Linked DNA regions of Mus musculus: region 2 is linked to region 1. Evidence: chromatin loops called from intact Hi-C (ENCODE). Cell type or tissue: heart. All regions are shown on one strand. Links, peaks and the distances in the headings refer to the core of each region. The heading gives the core; the rest is flanking DNA.

Evidence for each region. A loop is a pair of places that touch in the nucleus more often than their neighbours do. Peaks named below come from ENCODE experiments on the same cell type or tissue, not always from the same donor. Only the 100,000 strongest peaks of a DNase experiment are listed, where the experiment ranks them.
Region 2: a loop joins it to region 1, with 14 times the contacts of the local background. A loop is called at or near these places in 5 of 42 quality-filtered maps.

What each region holds. Positions count from the first base shown.
Region 1 is chr12:80,154,839-80,162,402 of GRCm38, forward strand. No RefSeq gene overlaps it. Among named protein-coding and RNA genes, the nearest start is that of 2310015A10Rik, 26 kb to the left of the region's middle. In heart, for the core only: a CTCF peak has its summit at 3,099 (motif pointing right); no DNase peak of the experiment used is centred there.
Region 2 is chr12:80,758,007-80,764,288 of GRCm38, forward strand. Ccdc177 (coiled-coil domain containing 177) reads right to left here and starts at 2,709. Exons shown (of 2, transcript NM_001008423.2): 1 at 2,391-2,709; 2 at 1-1,520. The coding sequence starts at 1,492. In heart, for the core only: a CTCF peak has its summit at 2,733 (motif pointing left); a DNase peak (open chromatin) is centred at 385; H3K4me3 peaks cover 2,827 bases; H3K27ac peaks cover 1,040 bases; H3K27me3 peaks cover 4,261 bases.

The DNA.
Region 1 (7,564 bases), core at 1,090-6,089:
ATTATCGTTACTCAGACACCTTTCTCGTCGAACTATTTCCCTCATAATTTAACTGAGCCTTCGAGTGCCTGTTTCTGAAGGTCTCCATGTCACATACAAGTTTGATAAGTCAGTGTGCTGTGTGTTTTCTCTTGTTATCCTGCCCGTTGCTGTGGCGAGTTCACCGGGACACCATGGGTTGCAAGGAAAAGCTTCGCTCCTCCCTGTCCTGATAGAAAAGTTCTGGCGCTTGGTTTGGTTTGATTTGGTTTTGGTTTTCAAGACAGGATTTCTCTGTGTAGCCCTGGTTGTCCTGTCCTGGAACTCCAGGCTGACCTCAGGCTCACAGAGATCTGCCTTCCTCTGCCTCCTGAGTGCTGGGATCAAAGGTGGGCACCACCTGACATAAAACAAATCTTTAAAAAAGGAAGAAGAGAAATTGTGAGAGGGAAAAAAAATGCTCAGGCAAAGGAGTCTGGGAGGGCCTTATGGGCATAGGGTGGGGTATGAAGAGTCCTTGCTGACCCTAGAAAGAATGATGTCCTCCTGGCATTTGGGAGCAAGTCATCTTGCAGGCCAGCCTCCTCTTTGGACACTATGCAACTGGAGCGGCCTCTGATCCCAGACCCACTCATGGACACATGGCTCCAGAATTATTCACCCTCTGCTCCCAGAGTTGAGTTTGCATATGAAACTTCCAATCTAACAACTGCCAAAGACAGGAGAGAGAGAGAGAGAGAGAGAGAGAGGGAGAGAGAGAGAGAGAGAGAGAGAGAGAGAGAGAGAGAGAGAGAGAGAGAGAGGTGCAACATGTAAAAAAGAATTGCAAACACACCGTTGGTATTTCTGCTCATTCTCTTATGCACAGCTTTCCTCCCTGGGCAGCCTCGGGAGCTGACTCTCTCTCTCTCTCTCTCTCTCTCTCTCTCTCTCTCTCTCTCTCTCTCACACACACACACACACACACACACACACACACACCTCATAGAAGCCTCACAGAGGCACAGGCCCTTCCCTAAGTCACAGGCCTTTGAAGCCCAGGTTCCTGAGCTGAGGGCCAGGGTTGGCAGGACCCAGTCACAGAGCCAATCCCTTCCCACACGGCTGAGACGGCTTAATCTTTGCTCCTCAAAGCTTGGGTCTGTCTTCCTCCAGTCCCTAAAGGACCAGACAGAGGCCTCAGAGGCCTTGAGCCTGGGAAACCATTAGGCCTGTGGCCACTGCCCAGGGGACTTCCTACCCTTGTCTTTGTGCCTTGCTCAGCTGAAAGTTCCCCAAATGTGGAATGACAGGACCATGAAGTGGCTGGCCTCCCTGTTGCCAACCTTCCCCAAAGTTGGCATGCTGCTGCCCTGACTTCTGAGGCCCTGAGAGAACCTGGGCTTACATTCATGGACTCCTTTCTCTGTGGAGAAGGCATCCTGTGAGCTCCCCACAGAGCAGACCCATGGTCACCAGGACTTAGCTCACAAACAGCCAGCCAGAGCTCTTCCCTGCTCCCTGGATGGTTCCTAGGAATCAGCTGCCCCAGGAGCTGATGCTAGCCCTGCAGCTCCACACCCCCCCACTCCCTCCCACTGCAGCCTATTCATGGCAGATGGGGCATTTGAGCCCAACAGACATGCTGTGCCGGACCATTAAGACCTTTGCCAGCAGCACAAAGGTGCCCCACATCACCAAGGTGCTAAATTCACATGAGGAGAACCATGTAATCACATGATCGAATGGCAGCAAGAAGCAGGCTCAGGACCCCTGATAAGAAGAAAAGAGGAGGGGGAAGGCATGTCAAGGAAGGGGGAGGGCGAGGAGGAGGCCACTGGAGAAATGACTCAGTGGATAAGAGCACTGGCTTTCCTTCCAGTGGACCCAGATTAGATCCCCAGCACCCACATGGTGGCTCGTAGCAGTCTGTAACTCCAGGTTCAGGAGCTCCAACCCTCTATTCTGGTCTTCTCAGAGGCACCGTATGCACACAGTGCACTTTATATATACATGCAGGCAAAACAAACATAAAGTTAAAAAAAAAATTCAGACAGGGTTACTGCTCTGTGTAGATCTGGTTGTCCTGGAATTCACTCTGTAAATGAGGCTGGCCTCAAACTTGGAGATCCGCTTGCCTCTGCCTTCCAAGTAAGTGCTGGGATTAAAGCCATGTGCCACCTCCATCTGGCAAATACACATTTTTAAAAAGAATATATGAGTCGGAGCTGGACAGATGGCTCAGCGGTTAAAAGCACTGACTGCTTTTCTGAAGGTCCTGAGTTCAAATCCCAGCAACCACATGGTGGCTTACAACCATCTGTAATGGGATCTTCTGGAGTGTCTGAGGTCAGCTACAGTGTACTCGTATAATATGTATATATGAAGAGAGAGAGAGAGAGAGAGATGACTATTTGAAAGTTCTTGTTTATGTCCAGAAAAAAGTCCCTTTTAGTAATGCTGAGTTTTTAATCTATGTTGTCTCAAAGTGTAGATATAAACTCGTTTAGATTGGTTATTGCGCCAACCTAGAACATTCAAGGGACAAATCCGTAGTCTGCCCCTCTTAAACCCACCCTCAGAATCTCTGGGACAGAGCCTAGGACCCTGCTTGTTTAAAATCCTGTTTAAATCTGAAGTTTCAGAACCATTACTAAGATGAACACATTTTGCTTTTTGGATCAGTGAGACCCCAGATGTGAGAAGTCAAGGCCTTAGGTCCTCGTCTCTTAAAATAAGGGTAAGAAGCTGGGCATAGCAGCTGACACCTTTAACCTCAGCATTCTGGAGGCAGAAGAAGGTGGATCTCTACGAGTTTAAGGCCAGCCTGGTCTACATTGTAAGTTCCAGGACAGCCAGGGCCATATGGAGGCCCTGTCTCAAAAACACCAAACATAAAATAGGATAATAATGATAAGTGTAAAGTTAGAGCAAGTGTAAAACACTTGTCTTAGACCAACATAAAGTAAGTGCTTAACGCTTGGTAGCCATTCTTTTCCTACTAATGGGCCTAGGTGCTTCTGTCGCCACTCTGTGCTACGGCTGTACATAGTCACTCACAATCCTGGGACCTGTTCTAAGTCCTCCAAATGGGTAGATTGGCTGCACTTTTCCATTCTATGAAAAGCTGTAATTTTACATCTGGCCACTAGAGGGCAGCATCTGCCTATCTTTTATTTTTAAATTGGTCATTTATTTTTATTCATTCATTCGTTTGCTTGGTTGGTTGTTTATTTAAACGGGGGTTTCTTTATGTAGCTCTAGCTAACCTAGAATCCCCCAGGTGGCTCAGGCTGACCTTGAACTTAAGAGCGAGCGCTAGACCTGCCTCTGACTTCCTAGTGCTGGGATTCTCTTTTATTTTTAAGTTATCTTTCTTATCTTAAAAAACACTTCTAAAACAGCATTTTCTTCCCCAGTTGTGTGGAAGGCAAGCTGGCTGAGAATTACATAGGCTTCTCACTTTGCCGCAGCATTCCGCTGATGTGCACCCTCCTTCAAGAAGTCCTTTATGACTACTGTAACTTAAGATAAAGCCTACAAGTCCACACACAGCTTATTAAAATACAGTTTATATAATACCCTAAAATACTTTTCTTTAAAACCCAGTTTTCCCAATGCCTCGAATTATAAAGTAACAATTTTGTTCCTAAGCCTAGGGTCTCCCACACATGCCCAGTGACAGTTTACTGGTCATTGCAGTGCCACACAACTGCACACCAAAATACCCCCCCACTTTCTGTCTGCACAGGCTACCATTCTCCACCCTTCCAGCTGGGGTATGTGTGGAAAAATATACAGGAAGCCTCGGGGGAGGTGGGGTGGTAGCTCCTTCTAGACTCTCAGGGTTCCCACCTCAACCAGGCTCCAGGAATGGCTTCCCACCCTGCAGAATCAAACCATTCTAGCACTTGGAAGGACTGGGTTCCCATCTCAGGAGCTAGACAGAGGTTCCCAGTGATAGCCACTCTCCAAGCAGAACCTGGAGAATGGTCAATATGTCCATTTGGGCATCCACCACTACATGAGGTCTATGTGGGAGGTTAAGAGGCAGACATGGAAAGAGAATGAGGGACAGACAGGTAGCCAGCCAGTGGTGGATAATGGTGAGCTATGAGCTACCACAGTAGACAGCTGGACTGGACTATGAATAGGGACACAGTGAGAAACCAACCAATCCCTGATGTAAGCACGTGGAGGCACTCATACCCCATCCCTGAAGGAGCCTGCTGGTCCTCAGACTGGGTGTCTTCTGTGCTCCCCTATGGGCCTGTACGAAGGTACAGGCGTTGTGGTAGCAGCTGGAGGCTCCCTATAGCTGTCCACCCAGTCCCAGCTCCCCTTTCCTCCAGCCACAGCCTCTGGCCCAGGACAGAAATCCCTTCATCCCCCGTCACTGTGGGTATCTGTGGTACATGCTGGCCTTTGAACATCTTTTGGCTGCTTGCAGAGCCCTAAGATGTTGCCGTGAATCCACGTGGCTGGGATGGGGCTGCACACCCCACTGTAAGATGTGCACAGGACCTAAGTGAGGCCAAGCCTACAAGCAAATCCTATGCTCTGTTTGGGGTTGCCTTATTGCATGCCCACAGTGGATATCACTCCCCTCACCCCCATGTGTTTCTTTACTAGCCATGGAAAGTTGGGGAAGCTAGAGTTAGCAGCTGCCATCTTGCCACCTTGGGGAGAGAGGTATTTGAGAATGGGGTCAAACCAGAGAGAATGAAACCCTGCTCTGTTGCTTGACTCCTGCCTGAGCATTATGGGAAACCAGCATTACCCTGATACATCAGTTATTTAAGCCAGTAAACGGTCCTGGCTTCACCAGCTTTGGTTAGGATTCTAACCGGTGATTATAGAGTGTCACAGCTGTCACTGGGTTGGGCCATTGATGAACTATTTTATCATCTGGTCCTGATCTTCTATGAAACCCAAAGACTCCTGCTGGCTCTCTTCTATCCTCTCACTTGCTTTGGCTTCAAACTTTGCTATTGTGTAGCGTGCATTGAGCTTTCCAGGAGATGGGGTTAGCTCTGCCATAGCCTACCTACTGGTAGGTTAGAAACACACTCCAGGTCCCCACTTGTCAACAGAAAGGTCCGGGCTGGGCTGTCAGGCCTCTCCACGCAGCCATTTTCTTTCCCTTCGTGTTTGAATTTGGCCAAGCTAATGAAGTCTCTAACCAACCCAGTGTTTCTCAACCTGTGGGTTAAAGGACCCTCTTACAGGGGTTGCCTAAGACCATCAGAAACATAGTTACATTATGAATCCATAGTAGTAGCAAATTATAGTTATGAAGTAGCAAGAAATTGTACGGTTAGGGGTCAGCACAGCATGAGGAACTGTATTAAAGGTGACAGCATCAGGAAGGTTGGGAACCTCTGCTCTAACCCTCTGTATTCCTACTGCGTTCCCTCTGTAGCCACACTGGGTTCATCCCCATCTCTCTGTAGCCAGGCTAGGCTCCGCCCCTTCTCACTTTACCAAGTGAAACTTTGCCTTCAGTAGAGCCTTGTAGGTGTTCTTCTAGACAAAATATTCTGGATGGGCAAGAAGACACCATTCTAATTCCCAAACAAAGTACCAAGTTAACCGTGAGCCTTGATTTTTGTATTATTGGGTGTGTCCCACTTCCCTTGCTGGGTATGAGTATTGAAATCACGTAAGCTTGAATTAGGAAGGACCTTGTGCAGACGTGGTAGGGTGCGGAAAGGTGACACCAGTGACTTCCAAGTTGAGGAGCAGATCTAGTTAAGTGCTTCAGCACACTGTGGCTCATTAAATTCAGAATCCTGTGGGGACACTTTCCATTTGAAGAGGTGGGTTTCTGTTTGTTTGTTGTTTGTTTTGTTGTTGTTGTTTGCTTTGCTATTGTTTTACCAAGTTCTGTTGGAGTTCGTCAAAAGACCCTTACTCAGGCTGGTGAGATGGCTCAGTTGGTAAGAGCACCCGACTGCTCTTCCAAAGGTCCGAAGTTCAAATCCCAGCAACCACATGGTGGCTCACAACCATCCGTAACGAGATCTGACGCCCTCTTCTGGAGTGTCTGAGGACAGCTACAGTGTACTTACATATAATAAATAAATAAATAAATCTTTTTTAAAAAAAAGACCCTTACTCAGAAAGACCACAGAGACCGCCGCCATCGCTGCAAACCGCATGAGGAATTTTATTGATCCAACATGTTGGGGACTCCCCTCTCGGCATGCAGGCCAGAGGAGAGAGACCAAGAACAAAGAAAGAACACACTTTTTATACCTTTGTAAGGGGCAGATTTGAGCAACAGGGTTCTCATTGGTGTCATTGGTTGGTTTGTATAGTGACTAAGTAACCCTTTGGCCTAGTGACTCACTTTGCCTGCCCCCATGGTGGGTTATTATGATTTGGTCAGCAAAGTAATAGTACATTAACGTCACAGCTATTAACGAACGTCAGGGGAATTCTTGCAACAAGGTCAGGGTGGTTTGTGGTCTTTGTCAGAATTCAGTGTGGGGCAGGGGGCAGGAGAATTGCTAATCTTGTTATTGTTATTTCTCTTGAGAACAGCTAATATTGTTTTGGTAGCTGCAGGCTTAATCATTTTGACCACTAAAACTCTGTTTTTACATTTGTTTAGTCAGCCAGCTTCCTTATCTGGCTCTGCACTTGGCCTGCAAGGACAGTTTGGGAAGTCCTTTTTGAAGGGGGAAAGTACTGGGTGGTTTTGAATTCATTTTGGATATTACAGTTCCAGGCCTTCACTTTATTCTTATAAAATACATACTTTTATGAAATTGTGACCATCACTATGGCCCGGGCGCTTTTTCAGCTCTCATCCTCCCGTTTGCCTTATTGGTTTTGTCAGGGCTGTGGATTTAATGGGTCCAAAACACCAGAGAAACGTGTTGACCAAGAGGAGACCAACCAGAGAAGCTGTATCGAGCTGAGCATGCTCACTTAGTCACTTAGATCTCTAGAGAGAGGAGCCACTGACTGTGCTGGCCCGCACTTCGGAAGAGCAGAGACGGATTCGTACTGTACCTTCCCCGGACTTCCGCATCCGACCCTTTCCTCTCGGGTAAAAACCATTAATGCAGCAGCGTCTTCATAGAGCTAGGCTGAGCCCGGGGGTTCTCTACGCCTACCTGTTTCCGGTGCGATTTGTCCTGAACTCACGATTGTTCCTCCCATCTCCACCTCCTCCGAGCACCTTGCGATTACTGGGATGCGCTACATACCTGGCTCCCTATGTCTTTACAAGTCTTAGGGGAGAGGAATTGGGCCTTTGAAATGACTTCTTGCTATGCGTCCCAGGCTGGCCTCAAACTGCCAGTCCTCCTGTCTCAGCTTCTGCCCGTGGAGTAGTGGAATTACAGATCTGTGCTACCTACCCTACCACATCTATCACATAACGCCTTTTAAAATGACTTTCAGAAGATGAGTTAGCAAACCCCTCGTGTTGTTGGAAAAGCAGAGCTCAAGAGAACTTACAATTAAGACAGCATGACTGGAAATGAGAGCTGCCAGCAAGTGATAAAGAGGAAGTTTATGTTAAGCCTGGTGTGGTAGCACATACGGTGACCCCAGCATTGGGAAATAGAGGCAGGAATAATAGGAGTTCCAGGCC
Region 2 (6,282 bases), core at 1-5,000, 600 kb after region 1:
GCTGCAGTTGGCCCTCTTGCCGCTCTCGGGCGCGCGCCGCCCGCTGGGCGCGCTCCCGGCGGACCAGCTCCGCGCGCTCCCGCCCCTCTTGCCGGCCCTCCTCCCTCTGCTTCAGGTTCTGCTCCTGCTGCAGCTTGCGCAGCCGGTCGTCCCGCGCGGCGCGTTCCACCCGCTCCCGCCGCAGCAGTCCCTGACGCTCCGCCAGCTCCCGCCGCCGCTCCTCGCTGCGCTCGCACTGCTGCTGCCGCCTCCGCGCGGCCTCGCGCTCCTCCCGGCCCCGGCGACCGCGCCGCTCCTCCACCTGCGCCGCCCAGGCCCGCCGGCCCCGCTCCAGCGCGCGCTGCTTCTCTCGCTCCTCGCGCTCCCGCCGCTGTTCGGCGCGCACGCGCTGCTGCTCCCACTGGCCGTGGGCCGCGGCGCGCTGCTCCAGCAACAGGCGCTCTTCCTGGTGCCGGGCCAGCATGAGGGCGGCGATCTTGCGGTCGCGCTCGGGTACCCCGCGCAGGCCTCGCTCGGCGCGCACTTGGCGGACGATGCGCTCCACATGCTGGGCTGTCTGCGGCGAGTGGCTCAGGTCTCCGAGGCTGAAGCTGCGGGCCGTGAGCGGAACCAGAGCAAGGGCCGAAGGGCGGCCCAGTGGGTTAGGTGCAGACGACGCCGAGCCCGCGGGGCAGCTGTTCCTGGCGGAAGCTCGAGGTGGCCAGCGAAGCTCCCGAAGGCTCTCCCCGCTGTAGGACGACGACGAGGCCCCGGACTCGGAGCTCAGGGCACCGTCCCTCCGGCGGGAGAGCGAGTCCAGCGAGTGGCTCTTTCTACCTGTCCGAGAACCGGCGGGCGGAGGCCGGCTCCTGGCGGGGGGACTGGGAGAAGTCCTTCGAGCAACTCGCGAGGCGGGCGAGGCCGGGAGGCTGCTGCTGCTGCTGCAGCTGCTGCTGCTGCCCCCGCTCAGGGCCGAGGCTGAGGCTGAGGCTGAGGCCGAGGCCGGGGCTGCCGCCGGACCCTTCGGTGTGAACAGGCGCCGCTTCTCCTCGCGCATGATGCGCTCGCGCTCGGCGCGGCACTGCTGCAGTTTGGCCAGGCGCTCCGCCTCGTAGGCCTCGTACAGGCCGGTGGCCACGCGCATGGAGCGGCCCGGGGCCTCGCGCACCAGGTCGGCCAGGGCCCGAGGCAGCAGCTCCACGGGCTTGACCGCGCATCGGGCGCAGGCCTCCAGAGAGCGGGGGCTGGTCAGGACGTAGCGGCTGCCCTCTGCCTCGGGGCAGGCGAAATTGAAGAGATCGAGGTGCAGCAACGGAGACTGCTCCCGACGTCCACCTTCTGCCCCGCAGGGGACTTCAGCCTTACGGGGCGCCGCCGCGGAGGCGGAGGCCGAGGAGGCAGCCGGCTGCTGGGCTCCCTGGGCATCGGGGGGCTCGGACGCTGTGGCCTCATCCCCTTCAGAGCCACCGGGCTCCGCTCCCTCTTTCTCCTCTTCTGGCACCGGGTCCACCATAGCTGAACCTCGTTCTTTGTTGGAGTCCCTGAGATGACAGAGGGGCGGGGGGACATAGAGGATCTGTGAGCTGTTCCTCCCTCCTCAGCCATATTTACCCCTCCCAACTTAATCCGATTTCAGATTAGGCTCAGGGGCCTGATGGAACGTAAATCCTAAAACTGATGCCCCAAAAACTCAGGCTGGGCAGTTGCGGTGGGGGGACGCTGGGCCTTAGACAGCAGCCTCAGTCTCCCTCAGACCTAGAATGCAGGGCCTTTCAGGAGACCACATTGGCGTGAGGCCCACTAGCTGCATCCCCTTCCTGCAAAGATTGAAGTGCAAGGAAGGCTGCAGCCAGCGAGGGAGGCGCTGGAGGATTCCCCGGAGGATTAGCTATTTGTTTGTAGCTTAGGCGGGCTGCTGGGATGCAGCTTTGCAAGAACACAAAAGGGGAAGGGGCCTGTGCATGCCAAAGTGCATTGCTGCGAGGGCCCCAGTTGCCTAGGAAGAAGTTTATGGTTGATTTCTCTCTACCAAAAGGACCCGGAGCGCAGGGCCCCCGGGAGATGGAAGGGCTGAAAAGAGTCTCCAAAGGCTTCTCCGAGTGGAGTGATGGATTCTTTCTCCAGCCTCTCCAGCGGGGCTTGCTGGGAGCTCTCTGCCTTCCTCTTCCTCCAGCCCCCACCCGGTGTTTGCTCAAGATGCACAAGGCACCTGAATCCTCCCAGATGCACCCGATCTCCAAGGCCGAATGTGTAGTTAAAGGTACCATCAACCCCAGTATGGTGGACTCAGACATCAGCCGCTGATGCTCACCAGTTTCCGCACCGCATCTCAGGGGAGTGGGCTCTTAGAGCGCCGTAAACCCTGCCGCTCCATTCTGGGAGCTGCTAGGTCTCCGAGCGGGTTCACTTACCCCAGGTCCGGGCTCCGGCCCCCTTGCCGAGGGCTTTTGTTCGCCTCTCGCTGCTCTCCCCGGCGCCTCTTCAGTCCCTGCGCCGGCGGGGTCGGGTTACTGCCGGCTGCAGCAGCCAGCGTCTCTCCATGGGAGACTACGAACTGGGAGCACACATCCCAGACGCTACCTACCCGGGGGAGGGGGAGTGCGACAAAGTCTCCCTAAAATAACGTAGCTCTGCTCCCTTGCTCACAACTGATTCTTAAAAAAGGAAGCTGGGTTCTTCCCTCGCCTCTGCATCCATCTCCACCTCTACCGCCAAGGTACCGCAGGTCTCTCGCTGCTCCTGGCGCCTCCTGGTGGCCACTTAAGGGTATTCATTTCTTTGCTTAGAGGACGACAAAGCAATTAAAAATACAGTAACTACACATGTATGCATATAAATGAATGCATGCATACATACGTAATACAGAGAGATGTGGACATAGCAGTTATCACCAGAAATCTAGTCTTTGGGCACCTTAGGCGGGTACAATGAAGGAATCAGTATATTTCTCAAAGGGATCTTAAGCAGACCAACAAGTCAGCAAGTAATTGGGTAGAAAGAGGGCACCTGGTCCAAATAGTGATTTTTATTTATTTAAGGAAAGCTAAGATGGGAGAACGAATGAGAACAAAGAATGATGCCACATTATGAAATTGCCATTACCTTGTTTGCTCACCTAAATAACTAAAAACAGTCGACAAAAACACACGGGTTCAGGCGGCAGAACACAAGTGACCAGCGGATGCTGCTTCCGAGTCGCTAGTTTCATACGATGAGACTGATCCTGATCGATGCCATGTAATGAGTGCTTTTTGATGACACCTCATCCTACCCTTCCATCGTGAGTGGTAGTGGCCAAAGACATCCCAGATTAGAATCCTCCAAGGAATGGGGGGGGGGGGGAGGTGTAGCATTAGAGAGTGTGGTGAACTATGATGCTAAAGAATCCGAAGGGCTGGTTGGTGGTGATGCCCGCCTTTGATCCCAGCACTCAGGAGGCAGAGGCAGGTGGAGCTCTGTGAGTTCAAGACCAGCCTGAGCTACAGAGTTCCAGGACAGCCAGGGCTACACAGAGAAACTAAACAAGCAAACAAAGGAAACCATGAGGGGAAAGTAAAGTTTTTGTTTTGTTTTGTTTTGTTTTGTTTTGTTTTGTTTTGGAAAGGGAAGGTTTTGAACAAGGAAATAATGCCGCAGATAGACTTTTTAGGAACATAACTCTAGCAACAACAGGGCAAGGCCCAAGAGACTAAGGAAGCAGTTGGGGAGGCACTGCAGGTACCCAGCACAGGGAATGTTGGAACCAGAAAGGGAGCGGTGGTAGGAAAGGAGGAAGGTGGGGGTTTGTAAATACAGTGGAAGGAACCACACTCAAAGCTTGGCTCTAGTGTGTGAAGTGAGGGATCAAGGATGGCTGCCTGGAGCAGTGGGATGCTGAGACAGACAGACAGACAGACAGACAGACAGACAGACACGGAAAGCGTGGATCCAGGAGGGAAGATTAGCTGGTATGGAATGCCAGTTATGGGCAGTTGCCCCTCTCCGTCATTAGAGTAGGACCATCCAACAGGTGGCTGGTTAAGTCATACTAGAGGTCTGGACTGGAACTAGATCGAGGATGTCACCATCTATGTAAGGTCCCTGTGATGGCTAGTTTTCTGTCCACTTGACACATGCTAGAGTCATTTAAGAAGAGGTGACCTCAACTGAGAAAATGCACCCCCAGACTACTCTGAAGGCAAGACTTGCATTTTCTTAATTAGCGATTGATGAGGGGGTGCCTGCCCATTGTGGGTGGTTTCACCTCTGGTGATTCTGGAGTGTGTAAGAAAGCAGGCTGAGTAAGCGTTCAGGAGCAAGCCAGTAAGCAGCAGCCTCTCGTCTTCTTACCTTGAGTTCCTGCCCTGACTTCCGCTTTCTCTCTCTCTCTTTCTTCCTTTCTTTCTTTCTTCCTTTCTTTCTTTCAAGATTTATTTATTAGCCAGGTGTGGTAGCGCACGCCTTTAATCCCAGCACTGGGGAGGTAGAGGCAGGCAGATTTCTGAGTTCGAGGCCAGCCTGGTCTACAAAGTGAGTTCCAGGACAGCCAGGGCTATACAGAGAAACCCTGTCTCGAAAAACCAAAAAAAAAAAAAAATTTATTTATTATTATAAGTACACTGTAGCTGTCTTCAGATTTCAGATGCACCAGAAGAGGGCGTCAGATCTCATTATGGATGGTTGTGAGCCACCACGTGGTTGCTGGAATTTGAACTCAGGACCTTCGGAAAAGCAGTCAGTGCTCTTAACCACTGAGCCATCTCTCCAGCCCCTGACTTCCTTTGATGATAAAAATATGACTGTAAGCAGAAATAAAATCTTTCCACCCCAAATTGCTTTTAGTCATGGTATTCCATCACAGCAATGGAAACCCCAACTAAGACAGGTCTTAGAATGAATAATATGTGTGAGACCACGAAGATAGGAAAGATGGGTTGATAACAGGATATCAGTGATAGGATTTCAAAGAAAAAGCAGACCCATGGATGAGACCAATAAGGAACGGAAGGAGAGTGTGCTTGCTATGTGAGGAGAGCGCTCAGAAGAACGTGATTCAAGTACTAAAGGCTACAGAAGTCCAAATGGGTTTCTTCTGGAATCAAATATCCAAAGTAACAGTCATCAGACTGAGTGACACTGGCAAACATCCCACCACGTTGTACGGGGAGCAGATGCCAAAGTGCAATGGTGATCGAGGAAGTAGGAGGTATTGATGCAACTCTTAGGCAATGATGTTAGGAGTTGTAAGGCTTGAACCTCACAAGCTAGCAAGTTAGCCCCTGTGGTGCATAGATGCTGATAGAGGACCTGTTTCTCATCTACAGAAAGAAAGAACATGGGGTTTGTCTTTTTGATCACAGTGGGACCAGGTGGACAGTACACATTAAATGGGCTTATGTTACAGGTGAGACACTTCCCCCCCTCCCCCCACCTCCCTTCTCCCTCTTGTTCCAGCCCCACTCACTCTGGTCCATAGTTTTTTTGTTTTTTGTTTCTCATTACGGATGTTTATGAACTCATGACCTCCGGAAGAGCAGTCAGTGCACTTAACCCCTGAGCCGTCTCACCAGCCCCAGGTGAGGCACTTTTAAAGGGAGCTTAATTTACATCACCAACTTGATTGGATTTAGAATCACCTAGAGATCTACCTCTAGGTGTATCTGTAAAGTCATTTCTAGGTTTAGCTGGGGAGGGAAGGCCCAGTCTGCATATGAGAGCATCATCCCATGGTCTGGGGTCCTGGACTGAATGAAAGAAGGGAATGAGTGGCAGGGGTGTGGCTCCATTGTTAAAATATTTACCTGGCATCTACAAAGCTGTGGGCTTGATTTTCATCACCATATAAAGCCCTGCATGGCAGTGCATACCTGTAACCCCAGCACTCAAGACGCAGAAGCAAAAAAATCAGAAAATTCAAGATTAGCCTTAGCTGCATATTGACTTGGAGGCAAGCCTATGCTGAATTACAAAGGCCCTGCTGTCTCAAAAAGAAAGAGGAAAAGGGAATATGGGCTAAGCACCAACACCCTTTGTTTCTATTCTCTGCTTCCTTACTATGGACACAATATGACCAGTCACCATGCCATCCATCACGATGAACCATACCCCTTTTAAACCAGGAATCAAAATAAACATTTTCCCTTCAGTGGCTTGTATCAGATATTTGGCCATAGCAGGGTGAAGAGTTACTAACAGGAGAGCTAAGAGTGAACCTGGTTCTCTTGTGTCCCAAGGGAGGCATTGTTTTAGTTATCCTGACTGGCAGAGAAATCCTCCCTCTGACTTGGAGGGAGCCACTGTCTCTAGTGTTCAAGGATGTTTGCT